Linked DNA regions of Homo sapiens: region 2 is linked to region 1. Evidence: chromatin loops called from intact Hi-C (ENCODE). Cell type or tissue: heart right ventricle. All regions are shown on one strand. Each heading gives the region's core, and the rest is flanking DNA. Links, peaks and the distances in the headings are about the cores only.

The links. A loop is a pair of places that touch in the nucleus more often than their neighbours do. Peaks named below come from ENCODE experiments on the same cell type or tissue, not always from the same donor. Only the 100,000 strongest peaks of a DNase experiment are listed, where the experiment ranks them.
Region 2: a loop joins it to region 1, with 3 times the contacts of the local background. A loop is called at or near these places in 58 of 110 quality-filtered maps.

The regions. Positions count from the first base shown.
Region 1 is chr12:19,182,675-19,190,837 of GRCh38, forward strand. All of the region lies in intron 3 of PLEKHA5 (pleckstrin homology domain containing A5), which reads left to right. Among named protein-coding and RNA genes, the nearest start is that of PLEKHA5, 57 kb to the left of the region's middle. In heart right ventricle, for the core only: a CTCF peak has its summit at 4,241 (motif pointing left); no DNase peak of the experiment used is centred there; H3K27ac peaks cover 3,889 bases.
Region 2 is chr12:18,851,016-18,859,178 of GRCh38, forward strand. No RefSeq gene overlaps it. Among named protein-coding and RNA genes, the nearest start is that of CAPZA3, 120 kb to the left of the region's middle. In heart right ventricle, for the core only: no CTCF peak of the experiment used is centred there; no DNase peak of the experiment used is centred there; H3K27ac peaks cover 738 bases.

The DNA.
Region 1 (8,163 bases), core at 2,393-6,392:
AGTAATGGAGAAGAAATAAAATACCAGAAACATTTTGTCTGCTGCTTAGAAATAAACAAAAATAAGTATAAGTACTGAACCCAACAAGTATAATATTAGAAATACAGCATATTTAACTTTCTTATTTGCTGTCAAATGCCAGACTGAATAGGATAAGGTTTCTAAGGTTATGTGTAATGTACTAAAACAACACAGACTGCAACTATTTGGTGTCAGTGTGAACAGTCTTAAGAAGAAAATCAAAGAGAATAATGTTTAAACGTCCCACAAAACAAAGCTGTTGTCATTTCGTCACAGATGAACAAAACAAGTTTATGTTTTTTGAAAGTTAAATTTCTGAAGAGCAATGAAACAGAGCTGTTGCTAATTAAAGTTTAAAAACCACTAGTGAAAATAAACACCAAAACATGGTTAACTTAAAGGAGATTAAAAGGAGAGTGGGGGAAACAGCAAGGATGAATTCAATGTGCAAGTTTGTTTAAAATTATATACAACTTAAGGAGTCATGAAAAGGAAATATTATTGTATTTTACATAGATAGATAGATGAGTATAAATAGTATCTCCCTTGTATAGATTAAAGAAAGCTGTTATCATTATCAGCTGACTCTGGAAAGAGGTGTCAGCTTAGTGAAGCCAGCAAACCTTAGTTTCCTCTGAGTGCCAGAGAGCCACTGTTATCATATTCTCTTTCATGAGCACCAAATGTGCTTTAGGTACTTTTCCTACATGTTCACTTATTATCAACAACCCTGTGGGATAATTATTAGTATTATCATTTTACAGGTGAGAAAATGTAGAATATTAAGTAGTATGTTTAGTGTCACAGAAACCGATAATAATGAATTTCTCAAACCAAAATTCAGATTGTAACGACACTTTAATGTTAAGAGGCATGTCACTGAGAAGCAAGTGGTTTGGGTTTCAATGATTGAGTTAGTTGTTCTCAGTCTGCTCTGCCCCAAAAGGCCATCTCTTGGTGTTTCAAGGAACAGCAGCTGGATTGCTTGATACTTACAAGGGAAAATTTTTTTATTTTCTTTCTTTTTTTATTTTTTGAGATGGAGTCTTGCTCTATTGCCCAGGCTGGAGCACAGTGGCGTGATCTTGGCTCACCGCACCCTCTGCCTGCCAGGTTCAAACGATTCTCCTGCCTCAGCCTCCCGAGTAGGTGGGACTACAGGTGTGCACCACCACGCCCAGCTAATTTTTGTGTTTTTTTGTAGAGACAGGGTTTCACCATGTTGGCCAGGCTGGTCTCGAACTCCTGACCTCAGATTATCCACCTGCCTTAGCCTCCCAAAGTGCTGGGATTACAGGCATGAGCCACTGTGCCTGGTCTTATAAGGAAAAATTTGTTAAGGCCTCTACAGAAACCACGTCTGGTGCCTATGGATGGACTGTTGTTTTTAGTCCTTTGGAGGAACAAAGTTTCCTAGTGTTTAATATCTATTATTATTATTTTAAAAGTAATTTTAAAAATCCTCGGGGAATGGCTATGAAAAAGATAAGAAGAAAGTAGTGATTTTTAAATTTTCATTCTATTCCCTGACTTTTTGCTGTATAAATTTTGGTAGCAGTCTTGTTGCCTAGACCTTATTTATCAAGCCATAGTCTATTTGAATAGTAAACCCCCAAAAATCTGGTTTTATGGCTGACAGATCTTTAATAAAAATGAATCCCTCTGCCCCTTTCTCATTAAACATTTGCTGGGGACTTTTTATGTACTGGCTATTTGTACTTGGATGTAGGATGTACATGTGAGATACAGCTATGCCCTTGCTAGTGAGTTTATATTCTCGTGTAAGAGCTCAGTAAGTAAGCTAGTCATCACAATGAAATGGGATAAGTACTGTGCCGGTGAGTAGGGTGCTGTGAAAGCATACCCCTGTCTTGTGAAGAGAGAGGGGAAGGAAGTCTTCATGGAAGACAGAATGTCTGAATGATCAGATCATTTCACAGATAGATTGAGAGGTAGGAAAGGCTAATTTTGTTGAAGAGAATAAGTGATGTTTGTTTTGAATATTTTGGGTGTGGCTATAGGTTTTGAGATCTACATTTGGTTTTTAAAAATGCGGGAATGGAATTTTTCAAAGAATTTTTAGCCTGGAAATGAATATTTGAGAGTTACTTGAATAGAAGTGATAAGATAGAAAAAGAGGAGAGGACACTGGGGAATACCTATAAAAATCAGAGAGGTAGAACTCCGCTAATGCAGGTCCTGGAAGCCACAGTCAGAAGACAAAACAGTACTTCAAGAAGTGATTGTTATATAGTCGGTGGAGGCAAATGCAGTGCTTACAAGTTGAGGAAGCAGAGTAAGGCACTGTATTTGATTAAGGTATCAGTTACTTGTGAGCAATATAGTGCAGGGTTAGATTTAAATCGACATTTTAGAAATGTACTTCTTCTCTATACCTTTTTTTTTTTTCTTTTAACATTGGTTCTTCACTTTGGAGAGGAGATTAATGGACCTCTTTGAAACTGTGATACAGAGATGGCGTACATTTCTTTTGTGCCCTGTCCATCCTCTGTTTCTTCTGAGAATCTAACTCACATTTACCTTGGAGAAAAACTCCTTATTCAGTACTTGTTATTATACTCAGGTCTGGTCAGTATTTGTTCCATACCTCCTGATCCTGTCATTGACCAGGGTGTGCACATTATGTAAGCTGGACCAGTAATACTAGATCCTGGGACTTTCCTTAAGCTCTGGAGAACGAGAATGTCTTATGTTGGATTTGAAGCTGTAAAGATGTCAGCCTAGAGCTGTCCTCATGGGGCAATAACAGAGAGAAAGACAGAGAGAGGAGGGGTAGGGATGGCCTGGGAGGAGGAGAGAGAAGAGTAGGAGGTAAAGAACGGAGACAGATAGATACACACTTTATCATATTAGTTGAGTCTCTGGATCTAGCCATTCCTGAATCTACTCCTGAACTTTTAAATTAATTGAACCAATACATTCCCTCCTTTTGTTTAAGCTAATTTGAATTGGATTTTCTGTTATTTGAGGCTGGAAGAGTCCCATTCCCATGAAGAATGCCTGTGTACTTAACATATCTTAAAGAATGCAAATGATTCGGGAGTCTCCATATCTGTAGGGGCCCAATGAAACAAAAAGTAATGAAGATCAAGTTGTTCCAAGGATAGCCATTAACTAATTAATAACACACACATACATATAAAATCTTGTTATTTATTGTAGTTGAGGGGATGGGATATTTTTATTAATGCCTTTTGGATTAATCAAGAATTAACACATTTATCTTCTTCAGTCTCTTTCATAAGAATATCCTTTGTGAAATATTTGGATTGCATTTCATTTGTTATCTGTCTCTCTAGGCTTATAAATATACTTGCCAACCACATACATGTCTTAGGACTCAGACCATAAACCCATAGATACAACGTAATTTGCCAGAGGTCCCATAAAATACTAATAATAAGGCTAGTTGTCCCTGGCTCTAGCTTAGTTAGGTAACTTGAAGAAAAAAGGAAAATGGCTGTGCTAATTTTGTTAGGAGTAAGCTTTCAGTTCAGTAGAAAATGACGATATATAGAAATATAATTCAATAAACTGTTTGATGGGTGGTACCATTAAAAATAACAGAGCAGTTGGGAAGTACTTGATATATAATAAAATATCAAAGGACATTGTCACATCTGCAGTCAGATAATAGTTCTAAGTTAGGTTGGCCACAGTGAGGGTGATTGTTTCTTTCTGGTCACTGCACTTGGCAGTAGATGTAGCTCCTGGCAGGTTCACAATGATGTTCGTTTTGATGAAATAGAACAAGAAAGTTGGATGGTAATAACGTGAATAACTGAAAATAAGCTCGAATTTAGTATACCAAATTTACTTTCTTCTATAGAATAATGCCAACTACTTTCTAATTAGTAGCTAGAAGAAATGGAGTAAGAGTAAAAAGTTTAGATTGAAATTGAGTCCAGTCTACATTCCCTCTGGTCATGTTTTTTTGAAACTGACCCAAAGCTCTCAACCTCTTGTTTTTTGCTTTCTTCCTTTTTTAGAATACCATTTATGGTTCGTATCCACCCCTTGAAGTCCTATATTCTAACTGAGCTTTCATCTATAAGCTTTTTTGGGCATTGTATGCAGAATTTAATAGCTTCCTATTTATTAAGAAACATTCCTTTCTCTTTGGGCAGAATTTATATTTTATTCCTTCTAAATGCTTTGTTAAATCAGAAGGTCGAGGAATAACAATATGCTGTTTCTGCCCTCTGGTGGTTGAAAGAGATGTTGTAAATAAGTAATTACAAAGATGTGTGTCCTATGACTCTAACCACCTATGGCATTATAGTTTCTTTTATTCCACCTGCATTTATTGGTTCACTGATGTATCAAGCATGTAATGAGCATCTTCTATATGAATGTCTTTATCAGTACTCTAAAGTGCCTTGTCTAGTAGCATTCTGGCCATTAGAAACAAGTTAACATATGTGAGGTCTTACAAATGAAGTTCCAAAAGCCCGCTTTTGCTATGTCTAGATCTGACTTTTTGCACTCCAGGTTTGGATTGCAAAGTGTTTTCCTATCTAAATCTAAAATTTCTAGATACACTGAACTTAATTGGTAGTACACATGGTGAATGAAAACTGAGGAAATATTGTGTCTTAGTCAACAGTAAGTATTTAATATCTCAGTTTCTGTGAGTCAGGAATTATGTAAGTGACTTAGCTGGGTGGTTCTGGCTCAGGTTCTCTTAGGAGATTATAGTTAAGATGTTAGTCTTAATTACAGTTAAGATGCAGGCTTGTCTGGGGCTAGAGGAACTGTTTCCAGGTTGATCCAGGTTGTTAGCAGGTGGCTTCAGTTCGTCAGTCATGGTGCTTGGCTTTACCCCTAGTTAGTGATGCAAGAGAAAGCAAAGAGAAGCCACAAGGGCTTCAGTGACCTAGCTCAGAGGTCAAGTTTTGCCATTTCTGCAATATCCTACTGGATATAAAAGTCAGATCTTTTTAGTGTGGAAGGGGACCAGAATATAGATAAGTTCTGTATTCCTATCTGATGATTTTAAATGGAACACTTAGAGAAGTAGGAAAAGAATGGTAATTGAGATGAATGAGTGTCTCTACCTTACTGAGGTGTAGAACCCATAAAGGTAACATACAAGAACATATTTTTATGAAAATGAAACTAGACCATTTTAATATTTTTTAAATGTGATCTGTTTCAATTTATGTTTCTTTCCCAGTTGGGTGAGAAACATTTCTTCTGATAGAGTGCCTAGTAAGTGGTGGCTGACCAAGCTTCACAGAAACGACTACTTGTTTGCTAAGATTCTTTGACAAATTACTTACATATTTGTGTTTTTTTCTTCAAGCAATGAAAACCATTTTTGGTCTGCCACCTGTCAGAACATTGCCATTCTCATCAAGGTCATTATGAAAAATAGAAAAAAATGAAGTCAATTGGGTGGTAAGGAAAGTGTGGCCACTTCACACATATGCAGGTTTGAACATTACTAGGTTGTCAAGAGCAGGTACAAATAGAGTTGAGTGTAAAGAAGTGTCCAGACTAGAATTTTACTTTAACATTAAGGACATAAGGACTTTGAAGTAGAATTAGAGAGGCAATTTAAAGTTACCAATCCTCTCTGCTCCTACCTTCCCCCAAAATTGTTATTTCCCTCCTCTTTCTTTCATCCTACCTTAATACATTTTTTTCATAAATAAAATCTGTTTTCAGATCAGCATGTTATTTTCACTTTGAAAAGACAAAAATTATACTTCTAGTGTAATGAATGTATGAGAAAGAAAAATATAGGAAGATAAGAATTTAAAACATTAAAATTTCATTAATCTGTCTTTCATATAAAGATTTCAATCATATTAGATTAGAAATGATGTTTCTGGTTCTGAAATTTTATTGATGCTTCTGGCAATGGCCAACTTAGAGTAAATATTTCAACGGAATAACTGTATCAGACCATGATGCTTGTTTACCTTTAAGGTCTTATTTTGCAGATTCAACTTATGAAAGTACTGTATTAATAAACTTGTAATCCCTAAAGACAAAAGAACAGATTTATAATACATATTATGTTGATTTAGATTCTATTCCTTTTTCAAATTAAATTCATTTTTTATTTTACCTTGTCATTGTCTGTTTGCATTTATAATTTATGTGTAAAGGCATTATATATACTTAATGGTAAATGGGATTCGATGTAAAAGAAAGCCTTTCAATGACCAATGTTTACTGAGCTTTTATTATACACCAAGACCTCTGGTAACTTTTGGGGTTACAGTGATGAATAAAACAGGCACTGTCCCTGAATTCTTGCAGCTGTCAACATAGAGCAAAGATAGACATTAGTCAAGTTTTTACACAGGTCAATAAAGTGTGTTTAAATGGGTTGAACCTGAGACTGGACATATATTTAGTTTACCAGAGAAGAATCTTCTAGGCTGAAGACACTCACAGGGTCTAAAAGAACCCAGTGTGCCTGGAACTAGGCAAGCAAGATGGGGTCCCCTAGCCATGGCTGGTGAGGGGGACCGGGGCCACACTGTGCAGGACCAAGTAGCTTCATTGAAGTCTTGGCAGTTTTTGGAGAATTAAATGATGTGAGAATTAGAGTAGAAACAAGGAGAATAGTTAAGAAGCTATTGCGTTTGTCTAAATGAAGAAAGATGGTAAATAGATGAAGAAAGTGTCAGCAGAGATGGAGGAAGGTAGACCATTTGAAGTGGAGATTTTGCAGATAGACTACATAGGATTTCTTGGGTTAGAAGAGAGGAATAAATTGCAGCCCTGTGATTCATGCAGCTGAGTGGAGAGTTCATGCTTAGAAATGGGAAAAAATATTTGTTCTTTTGGGGGAAAGGGCAGGGGGTCAGGGAGGAGTTGTGGATTGAAGGTGGGAGATCAACAAGAGATTCGTTTTTGGTAGGTTAAGTTTGAGATGGTTGTGGGAAAGCCAATGGAAATTTCAGGCAGGAAGTTTGGTATACCAGTCTGCAACTCAGGAATGGGTTAGGAAAATAAATTTGACTCATATCAACATATTCATGCTATTCAGACCATTAAACAGACTGCTCTCAAGTCTTGTGTAGACCAATGATAAGGACTAGGGTGACATAACTGCTAAAATTTTATTGACATAAATAACTCCTTTCTGAAAAACTAATAAAAATGAGAATGTTGCTTAGAAAAGGGCTCTTTTGAGAACAGCCAGAATTTTCCTTTCATTAGAGCTTTTGTGATTTAATGCCCCCACTTTCTATTCTTGATCTCATTCTAGTGGAATTTGGTTACTTGCTTTTCTGTGCTTTTCCAAAGACATTAATTTGTTTCTTTATTAATTGTTAAAATCTGCTTACAACGTGCGCTTCTTCATTTCCTCCTTGTGTCGTATATTTTAAAAGTTATTATTCAGCTGAGTCTTACTCTTTGAACTCTTACTCTTAGTGTCAGCTTCACTTCACCTTTTGAAAGAAAAAACCCAATCTTGAAATCCTCCTTTATCTTGTTAAAAAGTTTTAGGAAATATTTTGTTATATTTACTGGTAATTATATTTTCAGGGATAGAAATACTGGTTTAAAGCTAGGAAAACTTCCTTATGGATAATAATGCCTTTCTCTTGAAGCATTGCAAACAAGTAAATGAATTATCAGTTGGATAAATATTTCCTTTTTTGGTCTTTCAATTCCCCAAATAATTTCTTTTAAAAAATACTCATTTATTCAGGTTAATGCAAAGCACTGTGCCAGGTGCTGCAAGAGAGAAGGCTGAGAGATAACTGATTGCATTCAAGATGTGTACTACATGTGTGGCCCTCATCATGAAATCAGAGAGCTTTACATGCTGCGCATGAGTGATAACAATCTAAAAGTCTTAGTAGGAAATATAGTTATTGCTTGGACATTCTAGACTTAAAAATTAACCTTGAAAGCCCAGCATATCTAATCATTTCTAGCATGTTGGAGAACTGAAGATGATTCATTTAGCCAGAAATTTCAGTTATCTCAGTGTTATTGCAAGTTCCCTATCTGATCTTCCTCTTTTTGCTTGCCTTACTCTTGTGAGACAACTATTAGGTGTGTTTTAAATGGGTTGTCCCAAAGGAGAAGAGACTTTCCTATTCTCAGCCCTCTCAAGATAAGCAGAACTGAGATTAGGAAAAAAGCAACTGA
Region 2 (8,163 bases), core at 1,923-5,922, 330 kb before region 1:
TGACATTTGTCTAATAAATCTCCTGTAATAAAAAACCACTAAAAGCTTTAGAGTAAGTGAAAAACACTATAACAACTATTAAGATTTTTCTGTGGGCAACATGAACTTGAGAAACAAGAGTAGAGAAATGACTTCAAGTGCTATTGCAAGGAAAATATATATGGAAAGAAAGAGTTGTATGCAGATGTTTTCAGCAGGCTTTTTCATTGTAGACAAAGAATGGAAACAACCAAATATCCATCAATTGGTCAATAGATAGACAAATTGTGATACAACTCTTATGATAGAATGCTATTCAGCCATAAAAAGGAATGAACTACATGCAACAATACAAATGAACCTCAAAAGCATTCCACTAAGTGAAAGTAGCTTCGTACAAAAGTGTGTATACAGAACAATTCCACTTATGTGACATTCTGTAAAAGACAAAATCATAGGGACAGGAAACAGATTGGCAGTTGCCAGCGGCTAAAGGTTTAGGACAGGAAGTAACTGCAAATTGCCACAAGGAAACATTTTGGGGCGATAGAAATATTTTGTATCTTGATCATGGTGGTAGTAACATGACTGTATATGCATTTGTCAAAACTCATTAAATTCCACACTTAAAAGAGTGAATTTTATTGTATGTAAATTACACCCAGGTGAACCTAACTTTTAAAAAATGCTTTTGCATTAATTCTTGCAGATCATTAAAAAAGATCCAAATTACATCTGATACCAGTGTCAATGGAAATTGAGAGAATGATTCCAAAGTACATCAAAAAGGAAAAAATGATAGATGTCAGCAATTACTCACATGCAAAATTAAGGGAGAAACTTTATTCTGAAAGCATGGTAGAATCACTAAAAGAAATAAAGACTCCAAGTTGAAAAGTCTAACAGGCAGTGAGAAACATAAGATAGCAGCTTTAAAAAAAAGGCTGAGTTAGAAATCAGAGATTTCTAAATAGTCTGTATAGTTTACATTTCTACCTATCTGACTAGGTGACACTGCTATGTAAATGTTGAATAAAAGATGCATTGTGGCCATCCACAATTAGACTGCAGGATGGAAAACAGGAAACATCCAAAGAATAGAAAACTTTAGAAAAGGGGCACTGACAATCTTTAATGTTTCAGAGTAGTCAAAAATTTTAAACCAAACAGATATTCAGTGTGGATTTTGGAGCCATTGGGTGACTTTTCTCAGGCTCAGAACACAATACCTCAAAGTATAGTACCTTGACATGTGAGTATTTTTGAGCTGAAGAGAACAGGAGGGTCTCAGAAGCAAGAAGGTGTCTCTGACTTTCTGCCCTCTTGTCTCCCTCTTTGCTCTCTCTTCCCCAAAACAATAAAACTTAGAAAGGTCACTCTCTGACCTACCTCCCCTAAAAGTAGCTCATAAGACACTCACATGTCAGGTGTTCTGCCCTAAGCTCATAGAGAAAAAATGCTACACAGAGAAGCCAAGAAGAACTTGAGTGAACAGGTCTTGCTAAGTTCCCTCAAGTTTATTACCATGAGATTATACCCTTTTTGTCCAGTTATTTTTCTCCACAATGACCTATTTCTTTCCATCAGACTTAGCATAAAACCACAAAGTTTTAAGCCACGTGCAGTGTCACATGCCTGTAATCTGCTGGTGGCCAGGAGGCTGAAGTGGGAGGATCACTTGAGGCCAGGAGTTTGAATCCAGTCTGGGCAACATAGCCAGACTCTCAAAAGACTAAATAAGAAAAAATAAAAATAAATGTTAAAAAAAACCACACAGTTTTCCCTGGATCTTCAGGTATTTATTTCTGAAGGCACCCATGTCATGTAAAACTTCCTTCAAGTTTTTATAATAAATTTGTTACGCTTTTCTCTTGTTAATCTGTGTTTTGTTATAAGGTATTCAGCCACGACCCTTGTGATAGGTGACAAAAAAGATACTGCCTTTTCACCCCTACACCTTAAATAGCACTATTTTAGTAGAATAGGAGGGTTACAATTCAGATAGGTTAAAGAGGTTTAAGAAGAGAGGGCTCTCAAGGACTTAAAAATAGCAAAAGGATTTTTGCAAAGATTGAAAACAGTAAAATGCTTTTCCTTTTTTTCAAAGGTTGCCTAGAGGTTATCAACTAGGAATCTTTTTTCTTAGTTTAAAAAAAAAAAAAAAAAAAAAAAAAAAAAAAAAAAAAACAGGAGACATAAAGATGAGGGATATTTACTAAGGGCTAAAATATCAACATTCAGTTTTTCCAAGGGTCATGAGGCCCTAGGATGTTAGGTCATGGTACCCAAACTCAGGACTGATTTATACCAAAAGCCAATTAAACAATTTATAATGAAAAGCGCAACTGCTAAGCAGGCTGCTCGTTATATGCACTGATCAACACATTATTGCCCCAGGGGAGAAGCTTTCTCTAGAAGCAAGTTTAAAATTACAAAGTGTTTAAAGTGTTTGTCACCCCCACTAGCACTTAGGCCTCCCTTTGGCATCTTCCTTCTTTTTTTTTTTTTTTTGCCAACTTTTTTGAAAAAAAAGTTCAGACTTTATTAATAGGATGTTTTATAAAATGCAAATTTCTGGCTCTTGGTAAGACTAAATTAGGACTTCTGAGAGTGAGACCCAGAAATCTCTATTTTTTAACACTTTCACCACGTCACCCAAATGATTTTGATGCACTTTAGACAATGTTTTGTATGGTTTATACCCACTTCCACCTCCCCATCTCATACTCCTTATTCCATTTCAGTCTGGCTTCTACTACTTCACTCTGTTTTCTGGCAGAAATCACCAGTGACGTCTTAATTTTCAGCTCCAATGACATACTTCTAATGAAATATCCTAAAATAATGAACACTTCTGCCACTTTCCTTTTCTTGGAACTTTCTAATTATTGGCTTCCAAGCTAGTATTCTATCCATGTTCTCTTCCTACTCATTTGACCTCTTCTTTCTGTTTTCCTTGCTGTAGCTTCTTCCACGCCTTTGGGACTTACGTATTGAGTTGTTCCCAAGTTCAGCCCTTGTTTTCTCCTTTTTTTCTTTCTGAGCTTTCTTCTGTGATAATTCCATTCATTCCCATTGCTTTTTCCATGGACTGTATTTTCGTAACTCCCAAATCTTTATTTTCACGTCTACCCTCTTATCTTCATTGTGCTCACTAACTTCCAGTGTTCACCAGACAGCTGCCTTGAGGGACTAAGTAAATTTGAGATGAGAGCAGCAGAAAAGGCTGTGGGTGGAACTGCTCACAGAAAGTCTGGGAAAGGATGGCAAAGTGCTCTGACAGAATTGCCAAAGGCTAAGAATATAAGAGACACATTGAGAATCAGGTGATATCAGCCCAGACCCTACTAAGTCATTTGAACATAAAAGCCAGAAAAGGATACAGCATTAGTAATCGTTTGCTACAAAACTTCAGTGGCATTCAACAGTCATTGCTTATTGCTCATGTTTGGGGGGTCAGCTGGCAGTTGGCTGATCTAGGCTAGTCTTGACCAGAACAGTGGGGGTGACATGGTGACACAGTTCTGCTCCATGTGTCTCTCACCTTTTAGCAAGAGAGCTCAGGCATGTTCCCATGGTGATGGCAGACGCACAAGAGAGTAAACCACGGCACACAGGCCCATCTCAAGTCTCTTCTTGCATTTATGTCCGATAATATCCCATCTGCCAAAGCAAGTCACATGGTTGAAACCACTGTCAGGGGTGGGATAGGTCACCCCACCCATGATAGAAAGGCACTATTTGTGAATATAGGGAAAGGTGAAAAATTGGTCACTGTCACTGAACTTTTGCCTAGTAAATAAACAAAGTGATGAATGCAGGCTGTTTTGTCACAGTCCACCCACATCTTGGGATGAAATATTTTGTCACTTGTGTCTTTAGAAATAATGTGTTCTCATATTGAGAGTAAGCTTCCAGCCAAGGTGCTTGGTGTGATTAATGCAACGTATTTTTAAAAATTAATATATCATCATATTTTTGGTAAATTATGAGAAAGTATTAAACAATTAGCCCTAAATTGCCATAGTTTCTGCTGTGAAGAAAAATAAATGCAAATGAGAAAATAATTAGCTGAATAATGCAGTTTAATTACAAACAATATCATTTTGACATGGTCTGGGTATTGTGTATTCTTGGTTGCATTGCAAAGCAAGAAAAGTGGTAAGAAGAAGATATAAGTTGGACAAATTAATGTAAGTTTATATTATAAAGTCCACTGTAAATAACAAGGTTTTAATAATGTTTTAGTGGAATTTTGAAAAAAATTTTGTAAAATATAAGCAATGTTAAAAATCTGCTCCAATATGATCTTACGTATAGAAAACTCTGAAGACTACACCAAAAAGCTGTTAGAACTAAGAAGTAATTCAGTAAACTTGTAGGATATAAAGTCAACTTACAAAAACAGGTTGTGTTTCTATACACTAACAATGAAGTATTTGAAAAAGAAATTAAGAAAATATTTTCATTAACAAATAGCATCAAAAAGAATAAAACACTTAGGAATTAATTTAACCAAAGAGGTGAAAGATCTGTTTGCTGAAAACTATAAAGCATTGGTGAAAGAAATTGAAGGAGCACAAGTAATGGAAAAACATTATGTGTTCATGAATTAGACAACTAATATTGTTAAAATGTCTGTACCACCCAAGGCAATCTATAGATTCAATGCAATCCCTATCAAAATTCAAAGGACATTTTTCACAGAATAGAAAAAGCCATGCTAAAACTCACATGGAATCACAAAAGACCCCTAATAGCTGAAGCAATCTTGAGAGAGAAGGACAAAGATGGAGGCATTATAATTCCTGATTTCAAAATGTATTACAAAGCTATCAAAACAGTATGGCACTGACATTGAAACAGACACATCAACCGGTGGAACAGAATAGAGAACCCAGAAATAAACCCACACACATAAGGTCAACTAATAATTAACAAGGGTGCCAAAAATACACAATACGGGGAGGATAGTCTCTTCAATAAATGGTATTGGAAAAACTGGATATTCACATGCAAAAGAGCGAAATTGGACCATTATCATATATCATACACAAAAATTAACTAGAAATGGATTAAATAATTAAATATAAGCCTGAAACCATGAAACTCCTAGAAGAAAACAGGGAGAAATCACCTTGGCATTGGCCTTGGCAATGATTTTTTGAATATGACACCAAAAGCACAGGCAACAAAATCAAAAATAAACAAGTTGGTGGGGGGGGTGCTATATCAAACTAAAAGCATTCTGCACACCAAAGAAAACAATCCACAAATGAAAAAGCAACCTACAGAATGCAAGACAATATTTGTAAACTATATATCTAATAAGGGGCTAATATGCAAAATGTATACAAAATTCATACAACTCAACAGAAAAAAGAAAATCTGGTTAAAACATGGAAAAAAGGCCCGGTGTGGTGGCTCATGTCTGTAATCCCAGCACTTTGGGAGGCCAAGGAAGGAGGATTGCTTAAGCTTAGGAGTTCAAGACCAGTCTGGGCAACATAGTAAGACCCCATCTCTAAAATAAATAAAGAAAAGAAAAGAAATAATTAAAAAAAACATGAAAAAATACCTGAATAGACATTTTTCCTAAGAAGACATACAAATGGCCAAAATGTATATGAAAAGCTGCTCAACATCACTAATTATCAGGGAAATGCAAATCAAAATCACAATGAGACATCACCATATTCCTATCAGGATGGCAAAGAGATCACAACTGTTGGAAAGGATGTGAACAAAAGGGAACCCTTGTGTACTGCTGATGGGAACATAAGTTGGTGCAGCCACTATAGAAAACAATATGGAGATTCCTCCAAAATTTAAAGAAAAAAAGAACTACATTTGATCCAGCAATCCCACTTCTGGGTATATATTCCAAAGGAATTGAAATCAAGACCTCAAAGGGATATCTATACCCCCATGTTCATTGCAGTATTATTCGCAATCTAGAGGATGGGGGAGATGGTGAGACATTGGTCAAAGTGTACAAATTCCCCATTATAAGATGAGTACATTCTAGGAATCTAATGTACAGTATGGTGACTACAGTTAATAATACCATATAATTTACTGGAAATCTAAGAGACTAAATCTTGTATTCTTACTACACATACACACACACACACACACACACACACATACACACAAAGTAACAATGTGAGGGATGGATGTGTTAATTACTTGGTTGTGGGAGTCATTTCACAACGTATACATATATCAAATCATCATGTTGCACACCTTAAGTACACATGATGCAAATATACACAATTTTTATTTGCTGATTATAAGTCAATGAAGCTGGAAAAAAATAATTTAAAAAGAAATCTACTCCAATAAGGCTTTGCTCTCACCATTAAGTCTTTGTTGTCACCAGTGACCTCACTATTAATTCATCATCAGCATTTGACATATTAGATCATTCACTCCTCTTTGATACATTTTCTTCACTTGTCTTGGGATCGCACACTTCATTGGCTTTCCTGCTTCCTCACTAAGGTTTTCTTCTCAGTCTCCACTGTTGGCATCTCCTCTTCTCCCAACCTCTAAAGGTTGAAGGACCCTGGGGCTTAGTCATTAGACATCTTCGCTTACTCAACATTTATTTTCCAGATAACCTTATCCAATTCCATGGCTGTCAGACGTAAGATAATTTCTGTATCTCCAACTCACACTTTTCTGAACTCCAGGTTCTTTTACTACCTTCACAACATTTCTCTTTGTGTATCTAATAGTCATTTCAAATTTAGCAGATCCAAAAATCAAACTCTTAATATTTCCTTACAAACCTGTAAAATTCCTGCCTGAGTTGACAACAATTCCACCTTTGCAGATGTTCTTGTCAAAATGTCAGAGTCATCACTGATTTCTGCCTCTTTCATTCCATGCCCTTTCTATACATTTTATTAGAGAAACTTGTTGGCCTGTCCTATAAAATATATCCAGAGTCCAGTCACTTCTCACTACTTCCACTGCTACCATCTGCTCCAACCATCATCTTTCACCTGACTGTTGCAGTAGCATCCTTACCAGTCTCCCCACTTCCACACTCACCATTCCACAGCATGTTCTTGGCAGAGTGATCCCTTTCAAATCTAAGTCAGATCACTTCACTTTGCTCAAAATGCCCCCATGGCTCCTGAAGGCAAACCCTGACAATACCCTGTAGGTTTTGTGTGCTCTTGCCCCTGTGACCTCCCTGATTTCATCTCGTACACTCTCAATCTTGCTCACTATACTCTTATGTTGGTCTCCAAGCTTCCTTACATACACCAGGCATGCTCCCACCCGAGGGCTTTGCACTGGCTATTCTCACTGCCTGAAACGGTCTTTCCCCTCCTTCAAGTCTTTGCTCAAATATCCTCTCCTCAGAAGGCGATCTGTACGACAAAATGCTACCCTCTTAGCCCACCCCTCACGCCCAACATACACACACATGCACACAGGTGTCTTCTTCTTGATTTTTACAGCACTTATTACTTTCTAAAGTATTATAGAATTAACTTATTATGTTTATTTCTTCTCTTCCTAGAATGTAAGACACACAAGCAGGGATTTTTGTGTCTTTGATATACAAATAAGTCCCAAACACTAGAACAATGCCTGCTGAAGAGTGGCAGAAGGATTTTTTTCTAGCTAAAGGCACTTGGAAAACAACAGATACAAAAGGGACACTCTGACCTCCCTGTGCCAGGAGAGAATAAATATTCTTGTCACCAGAAATGGAGAGTGGAAACAGAAAAATCTGGACAAGGAAACCTTGTTAAAATCACTCATCTTCCTTTAGCCTTCCCATACATTTTAGTTACTTTTGCACAATTGTCACACTTTGTTCAACCTACTCTATAAGCACTTAGGTCTTGCCAATTCTTTGGACCTTCATTTTCCTATGGGGGCTCCCATGCACATGTAGAAATTTGTGTGCGTTTCTCCTGTTAATCTGTCTGATATCAATTTAATTCTCAAGCCCAGCTGGAGACCGTAAGTAGGTAAAGTCTTACCTCTCCTAAACAGAAACACAATTTGGCGCTCAATAAATATGAGTTTAGGATACGAATTTGTAAATGAAAAGCTAATTGAATTACTCAATACATCTCTCATAGAGAAGGACGGCTACTTTGCTAAATAAATGGGATCAGAGATTTCTCCATGAATATTTATTTTTATTATTCCCTTACT